2 separate regions of the Homo sapiens genome follow, and region 1 is linked to region 2. A link is an interaction called in ENCODE POLR2A ChIA-PET data of the cell type or tissue named here. Cell type or tissue: OCI-LY7. All regions are shown on one strand.

Region 1 (4,000 bases), 180 kb after region 2:
TATTTTTTAAATCTATTAATATGATGGATTACATTGATTGACTTTTTTTTTTTTTTTTAAGACAGAGTCTTGCTTTGTTGTCCAGGCTGGAGTGCAGTGGCTCGGTCTTGGCTCACCGCAACCTCTGCCTGCTGGGTTCAACTGATTCTCGTGCGTCAGTCTCCCAAGTAGCTGGGACCATAGGTACATACCAACATGCCTGATCGACTTTTTGCTATTGAACAAACCTTGGATTCCCAGGATAAATTGTAGTTAATTGTGATGTATTATTCTTTTTATATACTGTTGGATTTGATTTCCTAGTATATTGTTTTGAGAACTTTTAATCTATGTTTATGGGAGATATTCTTCTGCAGTTATCTTTTCCTATACTGTCTTTGTCTTGATCTTATGTCAGGGTATTGTTGACCTAAAAGAATGATTTAGAAAATAACTCCTTTGGCCGGGCGCAGAGGCTCATGCCTGTAATCCTAGCACTTTGGTAGGCTGAGGTGGGTGGATCATGAGGTCAGGAGTTTGAGACCAGCCTGGTCAAAATGGTGAAACCCCATCTCTACTAAAAATACAAAAAAACTAGCTGGGCGTGGTGGCGCACGCCTATAGTCCCAGCTACTAGGGAGGCTGAGGCGGGAGAATTGCTTGAACCCAGGAGGTGGAGGTTGCAGTGAGCCGAGATTGCGCCACTGCGCTCCAGCCTGGGCAATAGAGGGAGACTCTGTCTCTAATAAATAAATAAATAAATAAATAAATAAATAAATAAATAAAACCTCCTTCTCTTCTATTTTAACAAAAAGTCATATACAATTGGTATTATTTTATTATTAAATTTTTGGTAGAATTAAGGAGTGAAAGCATTTGAGTCTGAAGATTTCTTTTGTTGAAAATTTTTAAACAACAAATTTAATTTCTTTAATAAGCATAGAGCTATTTAGGTTCTTTCTTTCTTCTTGGGTGAATTTGATAGTCTGTCTTTCAAGGAATTGGTTCATTTTATCTAACTTGAATTTATGTCTGTAGAGTTTTTGTAGTATTCCTTTATTATCTTTTTAACATCTGTGAAGTCTGTAGTTATGTGCCCTCTTTTATTTCCAGTAGTAGTAATTTGTGTTTTCTCTCTTTCTTTGTCAGACTGGCTAAAAGTTTATTAATTCTATTGATCCTTCAAAGAACCAACTTTTTATTTCATTGATTTTTCTCTATGGTTTTATTTTATAAATTCTGTTCATTTCTGTTCTTATCTTTATATATTTTTTCTTCTGCTTCCTTTGGGTTTCTTTTGCTTTTCTTTTTCTAGTTTCTTAAATTGGAAGCTTGGATTTTTAAATTGAGGTCTTTTTTCTTTTCTAATAAAATCACTTAATGCTATGAATATCCCTTCAAGTACCACTTTATCTTCATCCTGTATATTCAGAGATGTTGTATTTTCATTTTTGTTCAATGCAAAACATTTTGTAATTTTCCCTGAGATGGTAGCTGACAGAGGTGAACTGAGTTGTTTAATAATATACCGGAGTGGTTTTTAGGTATGATTAACTGAGGAAGTTTAATGCTGTTTTCCTTTTCACTCTTACTGAAGTGGGACATTACAATGAAAGAAAGGTTTTAAGAAATAAAGCATGCAATAAGCTATTTACCTTGAACCATTTATACATTAGCAATTTAATACAGTGATTTCCCTGCAACTTAATTCTGGGAAGATCCTAGGAGGTTGCAAGAATTTGGTTCTAAGAATCAGAAACTTGAGTTATGTCAGTAGCAACTTATCTTCCAGAAATATGCCACATTTTTTCTTAAACTTTAATGTGCGTAAAGATCACTTTGAGAGCTCATTGAACACAGATTCTGGGCCCCCACTCCAAGAGACTCTGATTTAGTAGGTCTAGGATGGGCCAAGGATTTGTATTACTAGCAGGTTTCCAGTTGATACTTATGCTACCGGTCTGAGGACCATACTTTAAGTAGCATTATTCTACAGCATTAGAAAATACTGCCCACCAAATTCTCTTTGACATCCCTTCATACATTGCATAGTTTTCTGTTTACTTCCTCTTCTTGTCGTCTTCCTTTTCTTTCTTTTGCCCTCTAGATATAGGTATTTTCTAAGGGTATAACTTTAGCTCTTTTCTCTTCATCTTTCCTTCCATTATAAATTCAACAACTTCTTATTGAGAATCTACTAACTGTTAAGCTAGGCTGCTTCTGGTACCATGTAAGGCAGAACCAGTGGGGTCCATGCCTCTTGCTCCACTATTATCTTCTCTGTGAAAGTGTTCTCAGAACTTTCTCACAGACCTGACCACCTCCTCCTTTGCTTTCCCACAGCTCTTTATTTGTTTCTCTCATATGGATTTTATTTCATTCTATATTTGTTGGGAATTCTCTGAGACAATATCCCAAATCTTGTTTGAAAGCAGGATCTGGACTGGACAAGACAAGCTTAACCTCCAATTTTGATTTTGTCACCTATCTGTATTTACTCTTTCAGGTTCAATAATTATATCAGCCTGGGAATGGATTAGAAAATTGTGATGGCGGGCTTGATGGTGCACACCAATAGTCCTAGCTACTTGGGAGGCTGAGGTGGGAGGATTCCTTCACCCCAGGAGTTTGAGGCCAGCCTGGGCAACACAGTGGGCTCTGTCTCTAAAAAAGGAAAGAAAATTGTGACAATTTTTTCAACACAATATGCCTTATCCTGATGCAAAATATATATTGGAATTATGAAATTTTTAAATTAATATTTGGAAATGTTGCAAGATGACAGGAAGGATGAAATAAAATTCCTTTTTAAGCATACTGGCACAAGACAAATCTTCATAGTATTTATTTACTTTTATCTAGTTCAGTTCAAGGAACATATATTAACAAATCACAATAAGCAAACACCATTCTATTATACTTGCATGTATTTTTTTCCTTTAGGCTTCTCTCTATATATCATGCCTCTCCAAATTTTGTGGGGGAAAATATAGATTGGCCCTATTCTTCTTGCTTGTGGCAGCAATCAATGAAAATAATGCTCATTCTTTTGGAATTCTGGGTGTTAAAAAAAGGGGAGATGTGGGGGCTGGGGAGAATGCTTTTACATAATGTCTTTATAAATATTAGTGGAGACTTCTCTGAACTATCTCTGTCCTGCTCCCCAGACTTCCTTCTCTGTGATAATAAAGTGCTCATATAGGAAGTCACAAAATTGCAACGGAAATCCAAACTCAACTTGATTTACTAGGTCCTCAAATGTTGACCTGTTCTGGACTCATAAATAGAGTGGGAAGGCATTTGGGTAAGGGAAAGAGCAGGAAGCCATGAATTACCCAGTGGATCTTTGAAATCAAACAAATTTAACATAGAATGAATACAGGCATTTCCTGGGGAAGAAGGGAAGTGTAGTCCTGCCTGTCAATTACCCTGTAACTATATTAAATTTAGAAGATCACAGATATTCCGCCAGGGATCTCAAGGACCAGGCGGGAGAATGCCCATACCTTTTGCATTACAGTGGAGACAGATCCCAGTCACATCCAACTTACTCACATCCAACTACATGGTGAGCCATATTTTTCACACAACATGGCTCCTAAATGCATGCCAACTACTTTAGTGCTCAGGAAGAGAAGCAGAGATATGTTCCAATAATGGGAAAAACGGGCTGAATTGCCTCCATTGAAAGATGATGCACTGTTCGTTGTGGGTGATTTAAGGGATCTTCCTTGGTAGAGGAAAGCTGGTGCGTCAGTGCCTCTAAACATCCGTGGGCAGCTGTAGAATCAGGCCTCCCAGAATCTGCTCTTCTAGACTATCGGCAGATGAGAGCCGGAGGAAGGCCAGGTCTTTATAGAACCACCTTCCGGGGCTGGGTGCGGTGGCTCACGCCTGTAATCCCAGCACTTTGGGAGGCCGAGGCGGGCAGATCACCTGAGGTCAGGAGTTCAAGTCCAGCCTGGCCAACATGGTGAAACACCACCTGTACTAAAAATACAAAAATCTTAGCTGGGCGTGG
Region 2 (4,000 bases):
TTCGCTTACCCTCAGTCAACTGAGGTGCAAATATATTAAATGAAAAATTCCAGAAATAAACTATTCAGTCCCTATGCATGGCTCATGCCTGTAATCCCAACACTTTGGGAGGCTGTGGCAGGCAGATTGCTTGAGGCCAGGAGTTTGAGACCAGCCTGGGTAATATAGGGAGACTCTGTCTCTGTTTTTAAAAAAATGAAGTTTATAAATTTTATACTGCATACCCTTCTGAGCAGTGTAAGGAAATCTAGCACCATCCTGCTCTGTCTGGCTTGAGACCTGAATCCTCCCTGTGTCCAGTATTTTCACACTGTACACTTATGCATGTATAGGAAAAAACAGTATATATAGTGATATGGTCTGGCTCTGTGTCCCCACCCAAATCTCACCTTAAATTGTCATCTGAATCATAGTCCCCATGTGTTGGGGGAGGGACCTCATGGGAGGCAATTATATCATGGGGGGCAGTCCCCCCAAGCTGTTCTCTTAATAGTGAGTGAGTTTTCATGTGATCTGATGGTTTTATAAGGGGCTTTTCCCTTCTTTGCTTGACACTTTTTCCTCCTGCCATCATGTGAAGGCGACATGTTTGCTTCCCCTTCTGCCATGATTGTAAGTTTCCTGAGGCCTCTCCAGCCATGCTGAACCATGAGTCAATTAAACCTCTTTCCTTTATAAATTACCCAGTCTCAGGTATGTCTTTATTAGCAGCGTGAGAACAGACTAATACATATGGAGTTCAGTACTGTCTACGGTTTCAGGTACCCACTGGGGGTCTTGGAATCTAACCAGGAGGATAAGGGGGATCACTGTATTTGTCTTTCTGGGACTGACTTATTTCGCTGAGCATAATGTCCTTCCAATTCATCCAAGTCATAGCCTGTGTCAAAATGTCCTTCCCCTTTAAAATAGCGTATTCCTATTTATTGTGTTGTAGTGTGTTTCCCAGTTCACAAAGGCATTCATACTTTTCTTTCTTCCACACTCCTTTTCTCTGCATTGCAGCCGGGAGTGGTTATTGCCCCTGGGCTACAGCTAAGGAAACAAGCCTCAAGGCTGCAAGACCACACAGAGAGCCGGGGACCAGAACATGCCTCGGGTCACTGGGTCCAGCACACTTTCCCTGAAGCTCAGCTGCATGTGCAAAGCCCTCGCTGAACTTGGGAGCAGTTCACAGGGCACAGGCAAGGGGAAGACATCCTGGGGTCAGAAGACCCCCCAGGCAGAGAGAACAGATCCAGCAGCAAGTCAGCAAAAGGACACAAGTGGAGGGAAGGCTAGGTGGCAGAGCCCAGCTCTGGTCCCAGTCCAGGTAGTTGGCCCTGCTCACCCTGGCCACTCACTGTGTCTCTAGACACAGGAAATGGGATTACCAGGCCAGTCTCAGGAGTTGGGTGAGGACACAGCGCTTCAAGGCTGACCAGCCCTGACAAGGCGAATCCTCCAGGTTGTTCATCAGTGATTAGAGCAGCTGTCCAGGAGGGACAGGTAATGAAGTAGGGATCTGAAATATGCAGTGGTGGCTGTAGGCACGCTGCCTGTGATTGCTGCCAGTGGGAGCCAGGAGCATTAATGAACTGAGTAAACTCCCTTCCCTTGGAAGATTTGTATTTGGGGCGTCTTGCTGGGGTGGTGGGGCTTACCTCTGAAGCTGGCATCTCACCTCTGTCAGCATTCTTGGCCAGTCCACCAGACAGTTCTGAAGAAGAAAAGACCTTGTGCTTTGGGGAGCTCACCACCCCTCCTGAGCTCTAGCTGCTTTCTGGTTGCCAATGGCCGTGGTAATGCTCCAGTTCCTGAAATAGCTAAATAAACCGCACCACTGACATTTAAATCAACGTTCTCTGGGACCTGGGCTTGGTCAGAGCAGGAAACAAGCAGGGGTTTGCTGCCTCTGGTTCCAACTGGGAAACTGCCTCCTATACTACTCAGCTCTATCCTCTCATTTGGGGACTCTTCTGGGACATTTGCTATTTGTCATGGCTGGGGCCTGGGATATCCTAGTTAATCACATATTCTGGTTAAAGGTGAGCAATTAGCTATTCACAGAGCACAATTTTTCAAAAGGCTTAGAATGCTAGAAAATATACTCAACAGTAAATTACAAGTGACATAATCCAATCTAACTTTTAAAACACTGAAGGCACTTTTATTTCTTTAGGAGCATCAGTGTGAACCCTAAGCACTCAAGAATTGAGAAAACATGCAAACACTAGTTAATAAAATGCTGGATAAACAGCTTCTAATGAATTTCCCATGTCTTGATTCTGTCATTTTTTTTTTTTTTTGAAAAGGCACTGGGCATGTTTGAAGATGATTAAGATTGTGTAAACTAATAGAGGAGAGTTGACTTTAGGGGCAACTTCAACCAAATCTGCATTCAACACACAATTCCCCTCTTTAAACTTTCTGACATTTTCTCCCTGCCTTTGCTTTGGCATCAGGGGCTCGCTCCATTCTATTTAGTAGTTTACTTTTGGAAAATCTTTCTTTATTCTCACCTTGGAAACCATAGGAAATAAGTCTCCTCTCCCTGTTTTCATAGAATCAGAACATTCATACATCTTTGTTTCCAGTTTCCTTTTAGCTGAACCTGTCAGTTCCTGCAAACTTCCTCAAATATTTGCAGACCCTCTTTTGAATATTCTCTTGTGTGTGGGGGTTCCAAAGAGAACTATGAAGGCACACATGGTAAATGTGATGCTGAATGCCATGAAACCATCATGTCCTTCCTTCTGGATTGTATGCTTCCATGATAGTGCCTGTGAGCTCTTTCTGGGATCATTCTCCCTGAGTTCAAATCCTGGCTCTGCTACTTACTACCTCTTAACCTTGAGCAAGCAACTAAACTCTTGAATGCTTGGTTTCCTCATCTACGAAAGAGGCTAATTATAGTATCAACCTCACAGCCTCACAAGATTATGGCAATTGACATCATACGTGTAAATGCTTAGCACACACTTGGAAGATAGTAAAGGCTCAATCAGTGTAGCTGCTTGTAGAACAGCTGGCATGAAATCACACAATGAAGCCTAAATGGCCGGGTTCACATCCAAGCACAGGTTCAAAATTTGACCCACCACCTATGAGATGAATTTGTAAGTGGCTTAAATGCTTTGTGCCCCAGTTTTCTTATCTGTAAGATGGAGATCTAGGGTTTGTATGAAGATTAAATGGAGCTGTTATATGTAAGATACTTGAAACAGAGCCTGGAAAGTAAAAAGGGCACATGAAAGCTATTATTATTATTATTATTATTATTATTATAGCTTGAAAATGCATCTTATTTTTAAAAGAAGTCACATCAAAAGGTTGACTCACATTGGAGCTATGGTCACCAACATACTGGTTCCCATGGCCCCTCTTCATCTGTGTGTGGAGAATTCTCATCCTTTTTTTTTTTTTTTTTTTTTTTGGTGGCTCAAACTACCACCTTAGCAGAATGTCTTGAACATGGTAAGTGCTTTTAGAATTCTTGGCCTTTGGAATCACGTCTATCTTTCCTCTGTACTATTTGAAATCTGCTTTCCTGGATTCTGGATAGTTTGATTGCATACTTTGTCTTTAGACTGTGCTTGAGAGCTGCTGCTCCTGAAACTGCTTGGATCCTTCCTGGTAGAACCAATTCCCCACGACATTGCACCCACCACTGTACGATGTATTTACATAACCTCACCCCCTGTTAAACTGTAAGCCCTCAAAGCAGGACTGTGCTAATTCATTTTTCTATATTTATTACATACAGGCCTCACCCCTCCATGACTATAAACTGGGGGCACATTTAGAGTAATACCGAACTTCTTCATGCTCTTGGCCTACTGCCAATTGGCAATAAATTATTCTTTTTCCAGAAGCGCTTAGCATAAAGGAAGGCCTAAAAATGTTTTGGAATAAATGCTGTGCTTAACCTAGCCGGGAATCCCCACCTGCAACAAAAGTGATAATGTTGGAGAAACTTGTCTCAACTGAAAAGTATTTCCAAAATGATTATTATCATGAC

Evidence for each region. Peaks named below come from ENCODE experiments on the same cell type or tissue, not always from the same donor. Only the 100,000 strongest peaks of a DNase experiment are listed, where the experiment ranks them.
Region 1: POLR2A ChIA-PET joins it to region 2 with 6 read pairs; 2 of 35 experiments call an interaction of 5 or more read pairs at or near these places.

The regions. Positions count from the first base shown.
Region 1 is chr6:14,418,676-14,422,675 of GRCh38, forward strand. It overlaps LOC105374942 (a long non-coding RNA gene), which reads right to left. Exons shown (of 6, transcript XR_926510.3): 6 at 1,999-4,000. Among named protein-coding and RNA genes, the nearest start is that of LINC01108, 140 kb to the left of the region's middle. In OCI-LY7, no CTCF peak of the experiment used is centred here; no DNase peak of the experiment used is centred here.
Region 2 is chr6:14,234,770-14,238,769 of GRCh38, forward strand. No RefSeq gene overlaps it. Among named protein-coding and RNA genes, the nearest start is that of LINC01108, 49 kb to the right of the region's middle. RefSeq lists a silencer at 1-15 and enhancers at 700-1,200, 1,201-1,701. In OCI-LY7, no CTCF peak of the experiment used is centred here; no DNase peak of the experiment used is centred here; H3K27ac peaks cover 418 bases.